Linked DNA regions of Mus musculus: region 1 is linked to region 2. Evidence: chromatin loops called from intact Hi-C (ENCODE). Cell type or tissue: left cerebral cortex. All regions are shown on one strand. Each heading gives the region's core, and the rest is flanking DNA. Links, peaks and the distances in the headings are about the cores only. Region 1 overlaps Tmem229b (transmembrane protein 229B). Region 2 holds the start of Gm46359 (a long non-coding RNA gene).

What was found. A loop is a pair of places that touch in the nucleus more often than their neighbours do. Peaks named below come from ENCODE experiments on the same cell type or tissue, not always from the same donor. Only the 100,000 strongest peaks of a DNase experiment are listed, where the experiment ranks them.
Region 1: it touches region 2 in a loop (2.3-fold over the local background); 9 of 42 quality-filtered maps call a loop at or near these places.

The regions. Positions count from the first base shown.
Region 1 is chr12:78,974,852-78,987,071 of GRCm38, forward strand. Tmem229b (transmembrane protein 229B) reads right to left here. Exons shown (of 3, transcript NM_178745.5): 2 at 2,910-3,090. Among named protein-coding and RNA genes, the nearest start is that of Tmem229b, 26 kb to the right of the region's middle. In left cerebral cortex, for the core only: no CTCF peak of the experiment used is centred there; DNase peaks (open chromatin) are centred at 6,045, 6,655, 7,506 and 7,757; H3K27ac peaks cover 322 bases.
Region 2 is chr12:78,913,054-78,925,273 of GRCm38, forward strand. It overlaps Gm46359 (a long non-coding RNA gene), which reads left to right and starts at 3,470. Exons shown (of 3, transcript XR_001780635.2): 1 at 3,470-3,982; 2 at 8,527-8,666. In left cerebral cortex, for the core only: CTCF peaks have their summits at 5,372 (motif pointing right) and 6,436 (motif pointing right); DNase peaks (open chromatin) are centred at 5,376 and 6,462.

The sequences.
Region 1 (12,220 bases), core at 3,340-8,339, 61 kb after region 2:
GAAGCCACCCTTCAGGGCTTCAAGTCATGAGCCGTTTAAAGACCCTTTGCCAGGGCACACATTACCCAGTACTTTCCTAAGTGCCAATCCACCCTGGTATGGAAATCTGACCCAGCTCAGCCCCGCTTTGGAAATGCCAGCCAAGAGCAGCGGCCTGTGTACAGAATGTCCGGAGGGACCATCTGTCCAGAGCAGTAACAGCCAGGGTGTCAGAAACAACTATCCCACCCCTGACTTTGGAAGGACTCAGACTAAAAGATGAAAAGGACTCCCATCCCAGATGGGAAAGATGAAGGTGATGGACCAGGGATTGGAGTCTGTCCTGGCCCAGAGATTCACTGGGCTTGGGAAACAATGGATGACCTGCAGCTAAGGGCACAGGCTAGGCATTCTGTGTCCTGACTAGAATGCTCTTCTAGGACCTTCATGTGTCTCTCTGCTGTCACTCAACTCGGCTCTCACCCCTCTGAGACTGACCTGATCCCCAATCAAAGGTGGATGTTTGTTACTCAACCATCCCATGGTACTCACACCATCCCATGGTACTCACACCATCCCATGGTACTCACACCATCCCATGGTACTCACACCATCCCATGGTACTCACACCATCCCATGGTACTCACACCATCCCATGGTACTCACACCATCCCATGGTACTCACACCATCCCATGTCACCTTCTCTGTAGCATTCTCTAATAGTCTACTGCTGTTTATGGCCTTTTTCCTATTGCAATGAGAACTCTGGAAGTGGTGAGTCTTAGTTTTCTTCACTGGTGCCTGGCAATAGTGCCTAATAATGAATGCATAGATGGATGGATGGATAGGCGGGTGGGCGGGTAGGTGGGTGGGTAGACAGATAGATGGGCCCAAACAGGCCCAAGGCCTTAAACACAATGGGAATAAAGAGCTAGCTGACTCAGTTTTTCTCCTCTCCTCTCCTCTCTTTGGGGAGATTGCCTTTTAAGAGGTTTTAATTCTAAAATTTAAAAATATCTTTATTGTTTTATTTCAATTACTAAAATAACACATGCTCCAGCTAAAATTTAAATATTATAGGAAGGAATGACTTAGCAAACAAAAGCTCCCCGCCCCCCATTCTTAGAGAAAGTCACTATTAATGGTGCGTTCTTACAAGAAACTGCTGTAGAAGAAGCCTATTCTGGCACCACAGAAAGGAAGAGCAATCATAAGTAGACTTAGGTCACAGAGTCAGTATCTCTTCCTCTTTGCTATCTGCCCACAGGTGCAGCGGAAGGCACTGGGACGCACTCTCTTACTTTCTGTTTTCACAGTCTTTTCCAAGTTCTACAGCCTGTGTGTTCATCCTTAGAATAGCTATATAATGTCCCACCAAGTGGAAAACTATAATTTACTTGACTAAGATGTTGAACAAAGGTAATAACTGTTTTCCATTTCCCCTATTACAGAGAACAGCACAGAAATATCTTCCATGTCTGTAACAAAAGAAATATTGCCATTTTCTTGTTTGAGATTATTTCATAATAAAAGATCTATCTATCCCTCCTCTCCTTTCCTCCCCTCCCTTGTCTCTTCCTCCCTTCCTTTCTTCCTTCCTTCCACCATTTTTGTTTCTTTGAGACAGAGTCATTGATCCAAGGCTGGCTTCAAACTACTGATCCTCCTGCCTCTCAATTAAAGATGTGCATTCTGCTAGCTTGCTTTTTTTCTTTCTTTGCTTCCTTCCTGCCTTCTATCCCCTTCCCCATCCCAAACTGGGGAAGCCCAGGCTTTCCTCTATCTAGATAGCTGCCTGTCTCTGCCCTCCAAGTGGGGAGTGTGCCCCCATGCCCAGCATGGCAGATCTCTCCAGGATTAATTCAGGCAGTGGAACTACCAAGTCAAAGGCGTGGCAGCCTTCAGACTAACAGTGTAGATTGCTATGAGAACCTGTGCCATGTGATGGCATCTAGGTCACTACATCCTCACAGTGACCTCCATAACCCTCTTCCTCCTCTTCCCAGGCCCCCTCAAATCCAGGCCCACTTACCCTATTCTGGCCTCAAATCAAGAACACGTCCTGAAATGACCTGTTAGTAGCACATGATGACTTTGCAAGCATAAGTGAACTGGTAAATAGATTCTTACCTCAGCTAGGAGAGTCAAAATCTATCTACAGCTGAGAAATAACCCAGTTACCTTGTTTCCCAATCTCTGCATATACCAGTATGGAATCAGCTCTGGGCTCCAAGGGACCAGCCCATGGGCTTCTTAGAGGCTATCTAATCAAGCTGGTCTCAGTGCCAAAACAGCCTACGTGCCAACTACCTACCCTGACTTTCTGGAGCTTCCTTCTTTCTGATCCCCAATACCACCATTGTGTTGCCTGCTCTGCACTGACGTAATGGTCTTTGGGCCTCAGGGGTTAGGGAAAGCATCCAATTGCCATTCTTTAAAGTATCATCAAAGAAAAGCCAGAGAGGCGACTGGGCTAGAGGCCAGATAAGAACACCATGCTCTGCAGTCAAGGCCTTTCACCCTGTGTGGTTTGTCTGGACTTAGGAGCCCAACTCCTTGAGGGCCAGTACATTAACTGTTCATAGTATGGGGCAGAATTCGGATTCTAGGTAAGACATAGCCCCCACTACTTGGATGGAAAGCACCCAGGAGCTTCTTGAGTCAGAACATGAAGACACACTCTCCCAGGTGTCTAGTTTTATCCTGGTCATCCAATCTGGGTCTGGCCCAGTCTTAGAAGTCATAAGATGGCTCCAATAGTGGCATAGCCTGAGACTGCTCAGTGCTCACCTCCCATTCCTGTGACAAGCCCTTGGACAGGAAGCAAGCTGAGAACTTGAACCCTTAGACCTGTACCCGTGCTGATAAGATGCCAAATAGGAAGGCAGACTGGGCCAGTGATTCCCCTACATGTCTGGGGCATACTCACTTATCACAGTCTTGACTGCGTAGCTGGGAACAGACATCAGGATCACTGTGCAGCTCTGTCCCAATTTAACCTCGTCTTGGTATCAGACTGGACCTTGACGCCATTCTCAGCAATGTAGATAAGCATTCACCCCAGTGCTCAGTTAATTCTTGACTGGCTGAAGGATGGCTTTCATGTGTCTCTGGGAATAAAAGAGGTGGCTATCATTAGATTAATCCACCCCCAGTTCTAAGCAACAAGGCCAACCAAAAAGCAGATCTAAGGCCAAGTACTCAGCAACAGACCACCAAGATTTCTTTCCTAGGACCTGACATCTCTCAGCCACTCTCTCTGCTCAGGGCAGTTGATTCAGACATCAGAGGCTGGGATAGTTCCCAGGTGATCATCTTGCAGGGTTAGTTAAGTCTTAGGGCCCTTTTTATACCATGCATGAATGCACACTTTGAAACCTAAAAGGAAATATAATTTTAGACTCCAGCTCCATTCTTAGCTTTAAAGTATACTCTGCCATGCAGGGGAGACCTCTATTTACAAGGGTAGTCAAAAACGTCATGGAGGGCAACCAGTACAGGATCTTTGTTTTAGCATTTAGAACAGTGGTTCTCAACTGTCCTAATGCTGTGACCCTTTAATAATACATCCCTCATGCTGCGTTGACCCCAGACCATAATATTATTCCATTGCTACTTCAAACTGCTGCGGTTAGGAACAATAATGTAAATATCTGTGTTTTCTGATGGTCTTTTGGGAGTTGCCACCCACAGGTTGAGAACTGCTGATTTAGAGAATTAAGTATACCACACAAGGAAATGCAGGAAAGCAGAAAGTATGCTAAGCCTCCCTGAACCTGAGCTGAGCCTGGCGGTGCACCCCTTTAATCTTAGCACTCAGGAGATTTAGGCAGAAGAAATTCCCCAAGTCAGATGTCAGCTAGGGTTGCATAGTGAGACCATGTCAAAAACAAAACAAAACAAAACAAAAAAAAAACAAATGAAACAACAACAATAACAACAACAACAACAAACCTCAACTCTTAACTATAATCCACTACTGTAATACTTACTGGTGAGGTCCTTTAAGAGTAAGGTTAACAACTCGCTCGAAGCTGATATAAATCTTACATCATAAGGCCTTTTGCCACATAATTCTCTCAATAATAACCCTAAGACATTTTCTTTTCTTTTTACAATACTAGAGATTGGACCCAGAACTTGGCATACACTAGACAAGGGCCTGACCACTGAGTGATACCCCCAGATCTTTAAAAATTGTGTATCTTACACTACCAGCTTAACAGCACACCTGAAAGCTCCAGAACAAAAAGAAGCAAGTACACCCAAGAGGAGTAGACAGCAGGAAATAATCAAACCCAGGGCTGAAGTCAACCAAGTAGAAACAAAAAGAACTATACAAAGAATCAACAAACTCAGGAGCTGGTTCTTTGAGAAAATCAACAAGATAGATAAACCCTTAGCTTGACTAACCAGAGGGCACAGAGACAGTATCCAAATTAACAAAGTCAGAAATGAAAAGGGAGATAGAACAACAGACACTGAGGAAATTCAAAAAACATCAGATCCTACTACAAAAGCCTATACTCAACAAAACTGGAAAATCTAGACAAAATGGACAATTTTCTAGACAGATACCAGGTACCAAAGTTAAATCAGGATCAGATAAACCATCTAAACAGTCCATCATCCCTAAAGAAATAGAAGCAGTCATTAAAAGTCTGCCAACCAAAAAAAGCCCAAGATCAGATGAGTTTAGTGCAGAGTTCTATCAGACCTTCAAAGAAGACCTAATACCAATACTCTTCAAACTATTCCACAAAATAGAAACAGAAGGAACACTACCTAACTCATTCTATGAAGCCACAGTTACACTGCATATTTTCCCTTGGAGATAGAACAGTTTCTGTCTAATCAGGAACTTGTCACAATTTCCTTTTATAGAGGACTTCATAAGAGATTTTTTTTTCTACTTCTATCACATTTAATGTTCCAAATAGATTTTAAAAACTGGTTGAGTGAGTATTACCTTTTTTTTTTTTTTTTTTTGGTTTTTTGAGACAGGGTTTCTCTGTATAGCCCTGGGTGTCCTGCCTCTGTCTCCCGAGTGCTGGGATTAAAGGCGTGCGCCACCATGCCGGGCTGTGAATATTACTTTTAGCTTCAGAAGATATCATGTATATTTAAGAGGCATTTGACTATTATAAATTATTTTGCTGACTTAAAAAATGTCAATACTGAGCTGTATATTTTAAAATAAATTTTATTAGTTTAATAAAAAAAATTGTGTATCTTGAGTAAGATACACACAACTATCCTGCTTCACAATAGATAGAACTACAACCCTGGCTATCAAGACTAGTAAGATGATGCTTTATTTCAGGAATAATGAAATTAAATGAAGGTACCAGAGCTCCTATCAGACTCCCCTTGACACAGAGCCTTCTGTGCAGGTCTCCAGACAGAACTTTGCTCAGCACATGGGGGCAGCCTGAGAGGTGGCACTATCACCCCCACACATGGGTGGAACACAGAGATGACAGTCTGTACTCCAGGGTCATCTTCCTCCCTCCCAGAGGTTCTGAGTGGAAGCAGATCCTCTCCCATGGCTACCTAAACTAACAACTAGAAAGGTAGAGGACAACAGACAAGACAAAGTTTGAGGGTAGGGGACATAAAACATACCCTGCCATGATTGCTTTAGAAGCTCACCTGTCCCCATGTTGGCTCCTTCCCTGGTGCGCCAGGACTCTGCACAGAGAACACTGAAGGTATGTGTTGTGCCTGTGGAGGGAGGCTGCTGTGCTCAGCTTCACCCATCTCTCCCAATTCCTCTACAAACAGGAACCTCAGCCCTCGCTCACCTGTTCATCTTCCTCCTCTTCCCTAGCCTGCCTAACAGGGCTGGGGCAAAGGTTACCCTGGCACCTACCTATCGCCTGGATGAAAGAGTCTTAAGGAAGCCTGCTCCATATCACCGTCCACCATTTGCACCACCATGACATATGGCCTGGAAAGTTCAATCCCACCCATAGGCACTTCCTTTTTCCTGGGGCCAAGGCAAGCCACAGCAACAGCACAAGTCAAAACAGAAACAGAAACCAAAAACCACATCCTGCTTCTGCAGCCTGGTGCTGCAGCAGCCGATGGCCATCTGCTATGGGCTGAGATCCTATCCTAGGAGATGACACCACTGTGGGGTCAGAGCAGCTCTCTGGAAATCAGCCTCTGGCTGGCTACTTCCTGCTTCTCCGTCTGCTGGCTTTTTCTCTGGCGTGGATGAGATGCAAGGGTTACAGGGGTCCCACCTTTCTCTGCAAATGCACAAGCTGTCCCCAGATCTCTCTTAACATTCTAGCCTTCAAGAGCAGGATCCAAGCTGGGCAGTGGTGGCACACACCTTTAATCCCAGAACTATGGGAGACAGAGGCAGGCAGATCTCTGGGAGTTGAGAGGCCAGCATGAGCTACAGAGTGAGTTCTAGGACAGCCAAGACTACACAGAAAAACCTTGTCTGGAAAAACAACCAGACACCACCACCACCACCACCACCACAACAACAACAAAGAGCAGGAATCCAGGAGGCAGAAACTATGAGGCTCTTTGGTGGTTCATACAGCCTGAGTCAGAAGCCTGAGCAGCACGTGAAATGTATCAGGAGCCCTCATAGCAGCTAACATGCAGGCAGAGCCGGGCCTACTCAAGCTTGTCAATTCTCAGGATTCTCTTAGGACACCTGTGGAGCAGGGAAGGATGAGACAACATCTATTCTGGGAAGGTGGTGGTGGCGACAAATTTAAAGGCTTAGGACATTAAGAAATTTGGTCAAAGGTGGGCAGTGGTGGCGCATGCCTTTAATCCCAGCACTTGGGAGGCAGAGGCAGGTACATTTCTGAGTTTGAGGCCAGCCTGGTCTACAGAGTGAGTTCTAGGAATCCAGGGCTACAAAGAGAAATCCTGTCTCAGAGAGAGAGAGACAGACAGAGACAGAGACAGAGACAGAGAGAGAGAGAGAGAGTAGATTTGGTCAAATCTATGCATCTAATGAAACCCTGGGTCTTGGGCACCTTGCTCCTTTGAAGCCCTGAGGTGGGGGGCTCAGGGATTACAACTCAGTTTCCATCCCTGTCTCCCCCAGCCCTCCTCTGTGGCGTACCTACTCTGACACTTCCTATGCTGCTGCTTTGAGAGGCCACCACAGCCTTCAAAGTCAACCCGGCATTTCCATTTCCATGAGACTCTAACCATATTTCCATAAAATATGTCATCCCATCTGTAAATAACCTCACGTGTGTGTGTGTCACACCGGATGAGTTCCTGGAGACCACAGGTCTTCTATTGGACAGCTGAGCAAGCAGAACAGAGAAGGATCCAGCTAAATTCTTGGCTGATAGAGTCATCTAGTTTGCTATTAACCAAATCTAGCAATGCCTGCAGTTTGTCTATCCATGGTACCTTCGTGGAAAAGGAGCTCTTGCCCGAAAGCATCACCAAGGGGAGGGGTCTGTCTCTGCAGATGGGAGGCACAAAGGGAGTGCTCCTTCTCTTACTTCGATCTCCAAGCACCAGCACAGACCAGGAGGGGGTGGCATGGGTCTGGGTGATACCCAAGATCTGTCTGAAAGTCCACAGGGAGAGTGAGGCTGGGAACAGAGTGTCCCAGACAGGCATCCCTGGGGACACTGAAGGCTCCTACGTAGCAGAGGACCAGGTAGGTTCAGGCCAGAGAACAACAAAGCCCATTTTGTTATTTCTACAATATGCATGGCCAGCCAGTTCTCCTGAGGAGAATTCATTTCCCAAAGAGGTTTAACCAGCAGCTGCTGGCAGGCATGTCCCCTGCGTCATTTTCTCTCCTCTGTAACTATTTAGGGTAAGCTGGGCTTGCAGGATTCAGTCTACATCTCGGACTGGAATCCAAATCCTCTCACCTATTCCATCTCTATAGCCTGGAGCCTAAGAAGGGGGCCAGAGGGGGGTTGCAACAACACCCTTTCACTTGCAGGCCTCTCTCCCCAGAAATCCCCAAATCTCTCAGAAAAAGGCAAAAATCAAATATTCAAACTGGGCTTGGCATTAGCCTGTAATCCCAGCACTCACGAGGTGGAGGCAGGAGGATCGGGAGTTCAAGGCTAGCTTCAGCTACTCATCAAGTTCTACGTGAAACCTCGTCTAACAACAACAATATAAACAACAACACATGGACAACAAATGTGAAAATGTGATCGTTCACCAAAACAAACAAACAAACAAACACACTCTCACAACCAAGTACTTAGCACTTGCACTTCTCTAACCAGCTGTGGGGGACTCCCTACACACACACACACACACACACACACAGAGAGAGAGAGAGAGAGAGAGAGAGAGAGAACAGTTTCTCTACCGATACCAATCGCTTATCCTAACAGTTTTAAAATCTGAAATTCTACCCCAAGGCAATGTCAGTTTCTCCCAGAAATGTGAGTGTTCCCTCCCACATGACTGCCCCACCTCAAATACCAATAACAAACAGGTTTTCACCCACACTTCTGACCACTGACTACAAACCATTATTCCCAGGCCCTCGGTTTCCACCTCACAGATGCCCCACAGAACTCACAGAAACACATACCTTGACAGGGCAGCTGGACAAATAGAAAAATGGAGCAAGGTAGAGATGGGGGGGGGGTGCTGCACAGCCAGCGCCCGTTCAGCAACTGGAGCACCGCACATTTTGATAAGATTGTCAAGAGCTTTATACTTTGAGAGGCTAACGCTGGGGGCTGGAAGGTCCACCCCTCTAATCACTTTATCACAAGGAGTTCTGGTGATTGGCCAGGGCCCCACCCTAAGAACTTCAATAGTGAAAACTCAGGTGGAACCAGAGGCCGACTCAACCTTGTTAGCTCGTTCTAGAGTGAGACCAGCACTCAACACTATGACTTTGGCAGGTTCCCAAGTCACAGAGTGACACCCAAAACTACAAACACAATTGGTGTGCAGGTATTCCAAGAGAGAGGCAGTATATCACTGCCTCCTGGGAAGCAAATGGGAGGCACAGGCACGTGTGTGTGTGTGTGTGTGTGTGTGTGTGTGTGTGTAGACGGCAGCTGGCCCCTCACTGCTTTTGGTTTGGCCTTCCACTTGGCCCTTTGCTCTGGGATTGGACTCTGGAGGTCCCTGCCTCCTCCTCTTCTCACCCCCACCTTCTCTCACTTGGAACTTCTTGTCCTGCCCCCTCCTGTCCCCTCATAGTCCTCCTCACTTAATTCTGCCTTAGCAAGTCCCTTCCAATCTCTCTCTCTTAACAAAACACTGATTGCCAACCAGTACACCCCGGAGTGTTTTTCCTGACAACCTCCCCACACAGCCTCTTCCCTTTCCTTCCCAGGATGTTCACTGGCACCTGGTAGCTCCTACTTAGTGCCTGAAAAGCTGGACAGCTGCTGAGCTTTCTAATTAGCCTCCTGGCTGCGGTCCCAGAGCTGGGCATGTGTTACAGTGAAGAGTCTCCTTGCCTCTCCCTTATCCATAACCCTCCCCACGCAGATCCCATTAGGTCACTGCCAGAGGCTCTAGCAACCTCATGGGATGACCCTAGCAAGCCACCTCCTGTCAGTCATAAGAAACCAGCAGCCTTCCAGCCCCACAGGAGTGACCAGGAATCTGGATGGGGCCCTCCCTCCTCATCACTGTCTGTGTCTTCAGGTGCAAGGGTGACTCCTCATAAAGAAGACTAGAGGTCATTTTTTGTTTTTTGTTTTTTTAAATATCATCCTGAGTGAGGTAACCCAGACCCAAAAGGGCATGCACGACAGGAACCTAGCCTAACTGTCCTCTGAGAGGCTCCACCCAACAGCCAATGAAAAGGGATGCAGGGACTCACACCCAAACAGTAGATGGAGCTCAGGGAGTCTTGTGGAAGAGTTGGGAGAAAGACTGAGGGACCCAAAGAGGACAGGGACTCCACAAGAAAACTAACAGAGTCAACTAACCTTGGGGACTCCTAGAGACTAAATCACCAACCAAAGAACAAGCATGGGTTGGACTGGACCTAGGCCCCCTGCACATATGTAGATGAGCAGCCTGGTCTCCTGTGGGTCCCCCAAACAACTGGAGTAGGGGCTGTTCCTGAGTCCATTGCCTACCTGCCTGCCTGTGGATCCCATACCCCTAAATGGACAGCCTTGTCTGGCCTCAGTGGGAGAGGATGTGCCTAGTCCACCTAGTCTGGTGTGTGGGGTGGGGGTGGGGTGGGGGGGTGGGGACTGACACACAGAGGGGGCCTTTCCCTTCTAAAGGGAATGAGGGGAGGACTTCCATGAAGGGGTATTGGAAGTACAGGAAGGGCTGATATTGAGTTGTAAAGTGAATAAATAAATTTAATTAAAACAAAATAAGAACCACAGCTAGACCTGCCCAGCAGTGTGGTTCAGTGCTCTGCTTCCATAACTAAGCCATCCCAGAGGCTTTCAAGCAACCACAGCCAAGCCCAGGAAGTCTGAGTTCACTGAGTTCACTGTAGGCCAGGCACCTGCCCCTGCCACCACAGACAATTCCCACTCTGGTTGCAAGGTACCCAGTGCTGTATACAGCTCTGGCTCAGCCAACCAAAACCACTGCCTACCAAACAAAGATCCACCAGCCAGAAATGCCCCCTTGCAGGCACTGGCTGCACTAATAACAGGTTTGTTAGTAAGGGAAGGCAAAATGGATTACTTTGACCGATGGTCTAACCTTCCTCCTGCCTGTGGTTTTGACTGATGGTCTAACCTTCCTTCTACCTGTAAGCAAAGGAACTTTTTTTTTTTTTTTTTGACCGTGTTTCTCTGTGTAGCCCTAGCTGTGCTGGAACATGTTTTGTAGACCAGACTGTCCTCAAACTCAGAGATCCACTTACTTTTGCCTCCTGAGTGCTGGGATCATAGCTATTGAACATTCCTTTTTATCCAGGCTAATATGATGGGATTTCTATCACTGTCAATCAAGGAACTCCTAAGACAGGCACGAGGATCACACATCCACATAGCCATCTATCCAGGTCCAACAACAATGGCTCTGATCCTTGCAGACAGAAAGGGAAACATGGGGAGAAATCAGACCTCAAATTGGTAAGTCAGGTTAAACAGTATGGCTAATGTAAGCCTCCCTCCTGGTCATTGTCCAAACCTTAATTGGTAGAAAGGAAAATTTACCTTCCCTTTGCCAGCAACCTAGCAAATCTTGCCCATCTCCTGTAAACAGCACTCATGTGGACCAGGAATAAAGAACATGCCAAGAACAGGAAGTGCACAAATTCTTTTTTTCTCAAAATTCCAAAAATATACCATGTAATTGGGTAGCCGCTGGACATGTGAGATTATTTAAGTGTTAATAGATAAAAGTGAGCTGGGTGGTGGTGGGGCACGCCTTTAATCCAGCACTTGGAACTCAGAGGCAGGTGGATTTCTGAGTTCGAGGACAGCCTGGTCTACAGAGTGAGTTCCAGGACAGCCAGGGCTATACAGAGAAACCCTGTCTCGAGAAACCAAAAAGTAAAAGTGAATGAAATTGAAAACTTATCTCTAAGGTAAACTACCCGAATTGCAAGTACTTGAAGCTAAATATTGCCCTTGTCTGCCATATTGGATAGCAGATATGGAATATTTCTGCTGTCACAGGACATGCCATTGACTAGTACTACTCTAGATTTGCTAACCCTGAGTTCCATTCTGTTGATCCCAGGTATCTTGTGCCTTCAGAGCAGGTATCTGTGTTCTCTCACCAAATCAGAAAGAGGTCACGGTGGCCAAGGCTAGCATTTGAAATGAAGGGAGGGTAACCTTTCATAGAAGTTACTATCTATGGTATGTAAAGTGACTTCTACGCAAGTGACCAGGAGACAGTTGTGGTTATTGAGGAATAAGGTCGGCCTTTGGTTCATGCTATAGCTCAGACTATCAGTAATGCTTTGAAGGTTGAAAATCATTTCTTGATTTTTTTTCTGTGCTAGACAGCTTCCAGTAGGCTAATTCATCTGACTCCACACAAGTCTATGAGATGCACACAGACCAACCAACTTATTTAGGAAGATGAAGCTCAAAGAGGTTAAGAAACTTGCTTAAGTCCACACCTAAAAATTTGGAGGCCAAGGTCTCTACTAGTACCTACCCATCCCATACCCCACATGAAAGATAGAGATAGGGGGCTGGTGAGATGGCTCAGTGGGTAAGAGCACCCGACTGCTCTTCCAAAGGTCCAGAGTTCAAATCCCAGCAACCACATGGTGGCTCACAACCATCCGTAACGAGATCTGACGCCCTCTTCTGGTGTGTCTGA
Region 2 (12,220 bases), core at 4,278-9,277:
GGAGTCTATTTCTTTTCTCTTCTTCCTTTGGTTTAGCAAGAAAGGGTTTCTCTGTGTGGCCCTGATCAGGCTGGCCTGGAACTCACCTGCTTCTGCCTCCCAAGTTCTGGTTTTAAAGGCATACACCACTATCGCTGCTGCAACCACTACCACCAGCCTAAGTAGTTTCTTTCTCTTTCTTTCTTTCTTTCTTTCTTTCTTTCTTTCTTTCTTTCTTTCTTTCTCTCTCTCTCTCTCTCTCTCTCTTTCTTTCTCTTTCTCTCTCTCTCTCTTTCTCTCTCTCTTTCTCTCTCTTTTTTTAAATATTTATTATATATAAGTACACTGTAGCTGTCTTCAGACACACCAGAAGAGGGCATCAGATCTCATTTTTGATGGTTGTGAGGGTCCACCACGTGGTTGCTGGGATTTGAACTCAGGACCTCAGGAAGAACAGTCAGTGCTTTTAACCACTGAGCCATCTCTCCAGCCCCAAGGAGTTCGTTTCTAAGGTTGCCTGTCTCATCAGGCTAACAGAGAGCTTCTTGCTTATGTATTGTATCTGGGGTGCCTTTACTTCTGTGTTGTCTCCTGAAAGGGGGTGGGAGGGAGAGGTGATGACTGCAAGCCGGTAACTGCATACTTTGAGTCTCCAAGAAGAGCCAGTGAGAAGCTAGTTGGGGTGGTATAGAGATTCCTACAGCTGGGAGATAGAAGAGGGACAATCCTGGAGTTAAGGCATCCTCAGCTCCATATTAACTTGAAGCCACTCTGGACTACAGGAGAGACCCTGTTCTTGTAAAAAGAGCCCTTGCTTCATGTGCTAGTTAGTAGTTAGTCAGTTAGTTTTTGTCAACTTGACATGAGTTAGCATCCTCTGAGAAAAGATGATGCTCAATTGAGAAAATGCCTCCATCATTCTGGCCTAGAGGCAAGTCTGTGGGAACTTTTTCTTTTTTAATGATTGACGTTACAAGATCTAGCCCACTCCACCCCTGGACAGATGGTCTATATCAGAAAAGCAAGCCACGAAGAGCACTCCAATGGAAAGCAGTCCAGGAGATGCTCCTCTGAGGAGCGCTTCGGTTTCTGTCTCCCGGTGCCTACCTTGAGTTCCTGCCCAGCTTCCCTCAGTGATGCGCTGTGATCATCACTGTAAGTGTAAGAACAAACTTTTCTGCCCTGGGTTGTTGTAGGCTAGTGTTTTATCACAGCACCAAAAATCAAATGAGAGCGTTGCACAACCCTGGGGACCCGTGTTCAGATCCCCAGCAACTACATAGAAAGCCGGGTACAAGCACCTGTAACCCCAGTGCTTGGAAGGTAGACAGGAATTTTACTGCAGCTGCCACACCCCAGGTTCAGCAAGACCTTGTCTCAAGGGAATAAGGAAGAGCAATGCAGGCAGACACCTCACAGGTCCCAATCTGGGCTCTGCATACCCAGATATGTGCATTCACATGTACCTATAACACACACTCGTGTGTGCATACACACACACACACACACACACACCAAGTGGAACAGTTCCAGGCCTGATGATGACCTACGGTAGGCCCTGTAAAGATAACACTTATGACCACCGAGTGACTCACTCACCTGGCTAAGGCACTAAAGTCTAAAGGCACAGTCTGAGTCTTCAGAAAGAACACAAAATTACGCAACAGCTGGGGAGATCTCCCTACACACTTGACCTCTGAACTAGACAGTCTGTTGTGCTTTGTAGGTTTCTAGTCTGTGTTGTTGTTTTAATTTTTTTTTGAGATTTACTTATTTTATTTATATGAGTACACTGTAGCTGTCCTCAAACACACCAAAAGAGGGACCAGAAGAGGGCATTGGATAGCATTACAGATGATTGTGAGCCACCATGTGGTTGCTGGGATTTGAACTCAGGACCTCTGGAAGAGCAGTGACTGCACCTAACTGCTGAGCCATCTCTCCAACCCTTAAATGCTTTTTAAAATCTCTTCCCCTGCTGCCACAGTTCACTGCTTCCAGAGGGCTCACCTCCGGCAGCTGTTGTGTAAACTGCGAACCATCTGATGGACCCTAACAAATAATCCAGATGTGTAGAACAGGGCGTGGCATAAGGACAAATGGCATCTGACTGAAGATGTGGGAAGTGTTCTAGTCATGTGAACGGCTTCTATAGAATATTTTTAAATCTTTAAGAACCAAGCTGGGCCTGAGGAGACGACCATCAGTAAAGTGTTTGACTTACAAACACGAGAGCCTGAGTTTAATCCCTGGACCCAGTTGTAGTGGGACATCCTTGTAATTCGTACCCAGAGTAGGGAGACAGGGGGATTCCTAGGAATCCCTGGCCTGCCTAGCCTACTTAATGAATTGCCATCGAGTTACCCTGTGTCTTAATAAAAACATGGATGGCCACTGAAGAAGCACCCAAGGTTAGCCTTTGACCATCACATATACACACATGTACACACACACACACACACACACACACACACACACACACACACACACATACACACACACACTACCCCACCCCTAAACCTATTTGAAGGACCAGGCTAGTATCACAGTGGTAGATTCCCTAGCATGAGAGAGGTTTTGGCATAGGAAGAGACTGACACTTTTGGAGATAGACAGTTCTTAGAAACGCCAAGACACGTACTTTTGATATGCATGCTAACCAGTCCAGAGGCACCCCTCCCCTATCTGGCCTGTACACCCCAGGAGACAACACATTTCTGCTTTAATCATCTCGAAGTCATCCAAGGGCCAGGCACAAGACAACCAGGGGCACCCCAAAATTGTAGAGCCCTTTATGGGCAATCCCAGACTGTTCCTCCTGCCTTCCTGACCTTCCCTCACTAAAGACCACAGCCTAAGTTTTCTCCTTCCTTGTGTCTTAGAGTTTCTGACTGCAGCCCTTCCTGTCTCTGGGCTTGTGAGTATATGAACTTCTCCATGTCTTTCCTGCTTCTTTTCTCACGAGTGTATCTGGACTCTCGTAGGAGAGTCCCAAGCACAGCTTCCCCAGGCCTGCGCTTGGTGAGCAAAGGCGACATATAAGGAATTCTGAGTGGATGGAATAGCTGTGTAATGTATAAGGACATTGATAGCAGAAAAACTACAGGTTTTTGTTTTGTTTTGTTTTGTTTTTTTCTGAGACAGGGTTTCTCTGTGTAGTCCTGGCTGCCCTGGAACTCACTCCGTAGACCAGGCTGGCCTCAAACTCAAGAGATCCACCTACCTCCGACTTTTGAATGCTGAGAATAACGGCGTGGGCCACTACTACCCAGGTGAAAATATAGGTTTTAAAATAATGCCATTATTACTATTTTAGTTGTTAGGGTTACCAAGGGCTGGAGAGATGACTCAGTGGTTAAGAGCATACACTCTTGCAGAAGACCTGAATTCTGTTCCTTGTGCTACATCAACCACAGCCATCTTTAACTCCAGACCCAAGGATCTGACGCCCTCTTCTGGCCTCCATGGGCACTGCACTCAGCAGCACAAACCCACACAGAGATATACACATACTCATATAATGAATAAAAAAAAAATTTTTTTTTTGAGATGGAATCTCACTATGCAGGCCTGACTGGCTGGAGGGGAACTTGATGTGTAGACCAGGCTGGCCTTGAACTTGTAGAGTTCTGCCTGCCTTATTTTACAGATGAGTGTTTGCCTGCTTGTATATCTCTGTACTGCTTGAATGCCTGATGCCCATGGAGGGCAGAAGAGGGTGTCAGATCCTCTAGATCTGGTGCCCCCATTTGGCATGCAGGTGTGAATGCAGGCAGAACTATATATCATTCCCTCAACCTTGCCCTCTGTCCTGGGTGTTCCCTCTTCTGCTTGACTTACTCTTTTGGTGTCGCTTTCCATTGTTTCCCTTGCTACTATTGTTTGTTTTCTTAAGACAGGGTATCACAATGGAGACTGGGCTGGCACAGAACTTACTGTGTAGAACAAGGTAGCCTCAAACTTTTGGCAGTTTTCCTGCCTCTCTGCAGGGTGAGCCTTCAGGGTGAGTATTTCCCACTGTACTTTTTGTTTGCTTTATTCAGCTTTTTTTTTTTTAAGTTTAAAAATTGCATTAACTGATTTATTTTCTGGTGGCGAGGACACAGGGCACGGCAAACCTGTGTGTCTTGAGTTCAGAAGGTGAGAAGGGAGCTTGCAGGAACCAGTCCTCTCCTTCTGTCCTGTGGGTGCCGTGGATCAGACCCAGGTCATCGGGCCTGGCAGCTACTGCCTTTACCCACAGAGCCATTTCACTGGCCCTTCACTGAGTTTTTCATCTCCAGAATTTCAGATTGATTTTTTTTTCTTCAAAAATCTCAGTCTCAGCCGGGCGCGGTAGCGAACGCCTTTAATCCCAGCACTAGGGAGGCAGAGGCAGGCAGATTTCTGAGTTCAAGACCAGCCTGGTCTACAGAGTGAGTTCCAGGACAGCCAGGGCTATACAGAGAAATCCTGTCTCAGAAAAAAAAAAAAAAAATCTCAGTCTCCTTGCTAGTTTCTCATCCATATGGTGGCTTTCCCATACATTGACATTCTTACTGTGTCCCCTCTACAACCTTTTTTGTTGGTGGCTTTTTGAGACAGGCTTCTCTGTGTAAAGCTGGTTGTCCTGGAATTTGCTTTGTAGACCAGGCTGGCCCCAGCTCAAAAAATCCCTCTGTCTCTGCCTCCCGAGTGCTGGGATTGAGGGCACATGCCACCACACTTAGATTTTTTTTTTAAGATTTATTTATTTATATATCATGTAGCCCTGGCTGGCCTGGAACTTGCTATGTTGACCAGACTGGCTTTAAATTGACAGAGATCTTCCTGCCCCTTCCTCCTAAATGCTGGGATTAAATATATATTATACCACTCCCAGCTCTCTCTCTCTCTCTTTTTTTTTTCTGAGACAAGGTTTCTCTGTGTAGCCCTGGCTGTCCTGGAACTCACTCTGTAGACCAGGCTGGCCTCGAACTCAGAAATCCACCTGCCTCTGCCTCCCAAGTGCTGGGATTAAAGGTGTGCTATTTTTTTTTTAAAGAAATACACTCAAAGTTTATTACCACGAATGACCATAGGCGGAAAATGGCAAAAATGTAAAGTATGAAGCTAAAAATTAACTATGGTAAAAGTTACAATAATAAGTAAATTAAGTTAAGGATGGGGCCAGAGAGAGGAGAAAGAAAAAATGGAAAGAAAAAAAAAAAAAGATCAGGGGAAGGGAGAGAAGAAAGGAGAGAGGAGAGGGAAGGGAGGGAAGAAGAGAGGAGAGGAGAGGACAGGAAAGAGGGGGAAGGGAAGAGAGGGGAGGGGAGAAGAGGGGAGAGGAGAAACAAAGGGGAGGGGCAAGTACTACACCACGTTGCTGCCAGTTTTAAGTGAGTTTCATCATCAGAGTGGCCACTAGAGGGCAACCAAACCTCGCGTCGTTGAAATGGTCATTGGCAGGTAAGGTGGAGGAGGCTGTGGCAGAAGTGCTTTCTCTCCGCAGCAGATTCAGGGGATCCAAGCTGGAGCCAAAGCCTCGCTCCTGTGCTCCCTCCTTTCTTTTCAGGGTTCCTGTACTAAACCCAAGACACAGTCGGAGTATTCTTGGTGTTTATAGGAGCTTGGGAATGTTGTATTGGCCTCCACTCCCCCAGATGGGGCATCTCTGCTGTTTCTAGAACATTTGAGAAGCTATCTACCCACATACACAAGGTGTCCTCAATGCACCAAACTCAAACTGCACCTTGCTCCTTAAGATCAGAGTAAAATACACAGTGATAGCTGGGGGGGGGGGGGGGGGGACGGGGACGCTTAGTGATTAAACACTGGCCATGCAAAAGTGAAGACCAGAGTCCCAATCCTCATGACTAAAGCTGCTTGAACAGGGTAGCCCATTTTAAATCCCGCCTCAGAAGATGAAGACAAGACCCTCTAGAGCAACACGGCAGGAGAGACTACCCATACCAGTTAGCTCTGGGTTTAGGCAGAGAGACCCTGCTTCATTGAATAAGGTAGGAGAGAAATCAAGAATGATGTGCAAAATCAACTTTGACCCTCCAAATGAAAACCATACACATTGGCGCCCAAACATGCAAACGGAAAAAGAAATAACTTAAAATTTATCGTCTGTTGTGGCGTTTTCAAACAGAGAAACGGGACAAAGGCTTTCTGCCAGGACGTAGCATTTATTTGTTCTGGCACTTGATCAGCAGATTTATATCCAAAGACTGAGCCCCACGTGCGGCAAGGCGTAGCTTGTATACTTTTGTTAGTTCCCCCATACATTTTATTACCTTTATCTCCCTTATAGGGAAACATCCATTCTAATTATGTGGTCTGTTACAGGCTCAAGATATAGCCATGCATGCATACACAGGACACAGGTCATGCCATGTTTCCTTCCCTTTGTGTTGGGAGGACAATTACCACACACCCACGCGAGCTCCTTAGGTGCCTCCTAGTGCTTACACATATGTAATCTTCCAACCATCCTCTAGAGGGTGCTATTGCCATGATTGTTGCGTAAGCCTACAAACTCAAGCAGCCCGCCTCCTCAGCGTGGCTTTTAAGCTGTATGTACCCTGCCTTTGCAGAGAACTGCATGTTAATCTACCTCACGGTCTCCTTCCACCTTTGGACTAAGTCAGGGATAGAGACCCAGCTTACTCAGCTCAGTCCTGCCTTTCCACCCTGGGCTCGAGGCCTGTCCTTTCCTTCCTTAAGTGTTGGGTATTTGTCATTCTGTGTCTGTGGAAGAATTCCTGCACCACCACCACCCCACATTCACCTGTGATGTGACCTGGCAACCTCATGATCTTTGAGCAGCCAGCTTCCTCATATAATGATCTAAAAAACAAAACAACAACAACAAAAAACATTTAAAAATATATTTATCTTATAATTTTACATAAATAAGTTTTGCCTGAATGTATGATGTTTATCACGAGTGCCTAGTGTGACAAGAAAGTTGTAAGCAGACATGTGGGTGCTGGGAATTGAACTCAGGTCCTCAGTGAGAACAATAATTGTTTTTAACCATTGAGCCAACTCTCCATCCCTCATCTGGTAATCTTAATGTCGGTCTTCATGGCAAGTGGAACGACCTCATGGGAGTCAGAGAGATGCTAGGATTACAGCATTGGGAGAAATATTAAGGTTTAAGATGTATCATTTCATTTTATATACATTAGAACCCACAGGGATAAAATAACTTTTTCAAACTCCATCAGGCTGAAGCTGAACCGGAAGCGAAGTTTTCCATTAATAACACTATCAGCGATGGTTATACCTAACACCTGTGTAAGAGGTGTTGCAAGCCAGCAAACCAACAGTAGACCCTTTGTATTGTCTTATCATTTAGTATACCTGTAACTTGGAATGAGGGCAGAGAATTTTATTTGCTTTCGCTTCTTCAGTAAATGTTTTTGAAAACGACTTTTTGAAAGACAGGGTTTCAAGTCTCCCAAGCTGCCTTAAACTTGGATGATCCTCCTGCTTCCACCTCCTTGGTGCTAGTTAGGATTACAGGCATGATACAGGGGTTAGAAAGAAGACACAGCGTGTAAGAGCACTTGCCTGCTATTCTTCCAGGAGACACACACCAGGCAGCTCACAACACCCGGACTACAGTTCCAGGGTATCTGACAACCTCTTTTCGCTTCTACTGGTCACACACAAACACACACACACATACAATACATACTCACACACACATATACACACAAACACACTCTCATATACACACACACTCTTCATTTAAAAAATCTTTAACAGTATTTTCCACCTTTTACTTCACTGAAGACATGGAATGGGCCAGGGTGTGGTTTAGCAGCAGGGCCTGTCTCTATTACATGGGAAGCCCTGAACATGATCCTCAGAACTCAAAAAATAAACATAAGAGACTAGTGACTGGAAAGGCGGTCCCAGAGTGTGAGGCTGAAACAGCTTTTTCACAGGACCTGAGTTCAGTTCCCAGCACCCAAGTTGGGCAGTTCACAACTCCCTCTAACTCCAGCTCTAGGCAATCCAATGTGTTCTCCAGCCTTTGAGGTCACCTGAAGTCATGTGTACCTACCACCCCATAAACTTAGTTAAAATAATAAAAACACATCTTAAACACACAAACCTGACACACAAAACAAAGATACAGAGCAAGAAGCATGAGCTCTTTCAACCCTTCCCCCGGCCCCTTCTGCTTCATGGGTAGTCACTAGTGATTGGAAACATCTACCCAGAGGTTCACAGTTTAAACAATGCTTTTCCATAAATCATCTCACGGATTCTAGCACTAACTCCGTAAGACATGCTGGGAGTAAATGATTATTGTCTCCATTTACAGATAGGGTTTCAAAATGTCTAGCGACTTGTCCAGAATTAGGTCTCTAAAAGATGGTGGAGCCAAGACTGAAAGCCTGGTGGTCAGAAACTTCTAAATTATGCCCCACTGAATCCCTTGATGACAGAGCCTTGGGTACTTGAAACCAGAATGTCCCATAAATAGTCCTGCTACAAAGACAGATTTTGCAGTTGGTCAGGAAACAGGAGAAAATTTGTCCTTCCTTGATGTTTGCATTCCAGAGGGGGGACTGCTCATGTTCTGCTCTGGGCAGGATTTCAAGAACACCCCTCCCCTGTCTCAGCGGATCTAAGGATGAAACGCCAGCAGTGGAGAGGCCCAGGAAGATGGACTGGAGCCATCCATACAGCTGCCTTCACAAGTGAGTGTAGTGTGTACTCTCACACTTGAGGAGCCGAAAGTCTGAACTCAGGGTGTCCAAAGGACTAGGTTCTTTGAAGATGGGAGGGAACCTGTCCCGAGTCTCTTACCTTCTGGGGTATGTTGGCAATGATGGAATGTTTTGTTTTGCAGACACATTCCTCCACTTTGTCTCTCATTCACAACATGGCTTCTCCATGTGTTTTCTCTTTTATAAAGACACCAGTCATTGGGTGTAGGGTCCATCCTAACCCCAGTATGACCTCATTATAACTGATTCTGCTTGCAAAGGCCTTATTTAAAATCAGTCCCATCCTGGAGGGCATGAATGCTGAGGAGACATCATTCGACTTAGTACACTGTCTCCTCCTGTTTCATACATTAAGTGGGGACGGCACTTCTGGAATATTGAGTCTTTTAAAGATGAGTAATGTTTTAATCCAGGAAGATAGTGCAAAGATAAGTCTGCCCATTTACAGGGAGGGAAAAGTCAAGAGGGAAAGGCAGCTGTGAGCGTCCTCAGCAATCCAAAGACAGCTGCTGGCTGATGCCAAGAAATGACATCTGCTGGGTCAGGAGGGTGGAAGTGTATCATTTTAGCTGTGTGGCTTTTGGGTCAAATGCTTTTATTTTAGTAAGCACAAGAATAAGAGTGGCCTAGGGGAAAGGGAACAGAAAGGGAGAGAGCAAGATTGTTCAAAACAGAAACTCAGAAAATAAAGTATGTGGTTGGGGTTGAGTAAATGCTTTGGGGTAAAACATATTTACTCAAAGAAAAAAATTAAATAGAAAGAGTAAAGAAAAACCTGATTGACCTAGGGATGGATTTTCATTCTGATTTTTTGTTTTGTTTTGTTTTTGAGACAGACTTTTGTGTGTGTGTGTGTGTGTGTGTGTGTGTGTGTGTGTAGCCCTGGCTGTCCTAGAACTATCTCTGTAGGCCAGGTTGGTCTAGAACTATTTCTGTAGGCCAGGCTGGCCTCAAACTCACAGAGATCCACTTGCCTCTGCCACCTGAGTGCTGGGATCCTGTGCCACCACCAACAGTGTTTCTGATTTTTAAAAATCTTTTAAAAAAATTATGTGTATGTGTGACCATGTGCACATGAGTACAGGTGCCCTTGAGGCCACAGACATGGGGTTCCCTGTATCTAAGAGTTGCCGGTAGTTGTGAGCCACCTGGCATAAGTACTGGGAATCAAACTGTATTCCTGTGTGAGAGTAGTCCCTGCTTTAAATTACTGAGTCACCTCTCCAGCTCCTTTAATTCTGATTGTGAAGTTGAATAATAAGACTAAAATGGGGAGGAAAAAGACAAAATGGGATGTATTATATAACATATATAATTATTAAAATTCATTTGGAATCTGAATGGGCAAAGTTTTGTTTTGTTTTGTTTTGTTTTTAAGGTTGGTTTATTTACTTATTATATATAAATACACTGTAGCTATCTTCAGACACCCCAGAAGAGGGCATCAGATCTCATTATGGATGGTTGTGAGCCACCATGTGGTTGTTGGGATTTGAACTCAGGAAGAACAGTCAGTGCTCTTAACCTCTGAGCCATCTCTCCAGCCCAGGCAAAGTTTTTAAAAAGTTGTTGTTGTTTGCTTGAGACAGGGCCTCACAATTTAACCCATCTTGGCAGGAATTTATAGTCCCCCTCATCAGGCTTGTCGGTGCCGGATCACAGGCATGTGCCACCATGACCAGCTCAAAACATATCAGGACAAAAATAAGAAAAGATAGTCACGTGTAGGGACACATACCTTAATCCCAGCGCTTGGGAGGCAGAGACAGATGGAGTTGTGAGTTTGAGGCCAGCCACCAAAACACAGTGAGGCCTTGATGCAAAAACAGAGAAAAGTTAGGAACCAGCGTAGACTATGTTAAGACAGAAACATTATTTAAAGACTTGGCCGATGGTGAAGAAGCATCCACAGAACACTACAAGAAAGAGCCACTCTGCGGGAAAACTGTGGGATGTCAGCACAGCTTAGGATCAGCTTCCACCCATATTTTTCATATCGTGCATCACGGTATACTCCAAATGGGTCATAAAAAGACACAGAGAGAAATGGAAATGGAAACTTTCAGCTGTGACCAGAGAAAACATTCTAACTATCCCTGCAACAGACATCAGAGACAGGAGGGATGGATCTAAATCTGTTCTTAAAAGCCGTTTGTGCCACCAAATGCAATAAAGCAAACAGGGAAGTGAAAGCCACAGATGGGGAGAGACTCATGGAGCAAATAAAGCTCTCTGCCCAAAATAACTGAAGAACTGCCCCAAGCTTACAAAAAAAAAAAAAAAAAAAAAAAAAAAAACCCAAAACCAGAATCCTGATCCTTTTTGATAAGAATCAAGAGTTCACACACACAAATAGAGAAATGAGCAGCCTCACTGTGAATCTTGAAATCTAAACATCTCTTCTGCCCCCACCGTGAGTGTGTGTGTGTGTGTGTATGTGTGTGTAGGTGTGTGTATGTGTATAGGTGTGTGTGTATATAGATGTGTGTGAGTGTGTGTATAGGTATGAGTGTGAGTGTTTGTACAAGTGTGTGTGAGTGTGTGTGTAGGTGTGTGTGAGTGTGTGTGTGATGCATTTGGAGGTACAATGTTGATATGGGGATCATCTTCAATTATTTCTCCATTTTATTCTTTTCCAATATGACTAATCTTGCTAGCTAGCATGTTCTGGGGGGAGCCTGCCTCTCAATTCTGAGGCTAGAATTAAAGTTGGGACACCAGGGTTTCTGAACCATCTCCCAGTTTCATGCCCAACCGTCTGCTTTTGAGACAGTTTCACTACACACCCCAGGCTAGCCTACACATCCCAGGCTAGCCTACACATCCCAGGCTAGCCTACACATCCCAGGCTAGCCTACAACTCTTCATTCTCCTGTTTCAGTTTCACTACACATCCCAGGCTAGCCTACAACTCTTCACTACACATCCCAGGCTAGCCTACAACTCTTCATTCTCCTGTTTCAGTTTCACTACACATCCCAGGCTAGCCTACAACTCTTCATTCTCCTGTTTTAATTAACTTTTTATGTTGTTAAAAAAAATCAATTTAAGGCCAGTCTGGTGCAGCATATCTTTAATCCCAGCACTTGGGAGGCAGAGGGATATAGATCTCTATGAGTTTGAGACTAACTTGGTCTCCATAATGAGGTATTGTGTCAACGAAACAACCCCTGGAAAAAAGCAATTTAAGGTTCAGTGTGGTGGTGTGTGACTGTTATCTTAGTCCTTGGTGTGTAGAAGCAGGGTGATCAGGAGTTAAAGACCAGACTTGGCTACATAGTAAGAAAGACAGGCAGCAATACATGAGACTCTGTCTCAAAGAAAAGAAAGCAGATATCAATTCTAGCCAAGCATAGTAGTATATGTCTATAATCCCAGCAGTCAAGACATGGAGACAGAAGGATCAAGAGTTCGAGCCAGCCCTGCACTGCTCAAGATCCTGTTTGAAAGCAAAGCAAAATCCATTTAAGTGAAACAATTTTTTGGGAGGGGGAGAATGGGTGGGGTGTTTTGAGACAGGATTT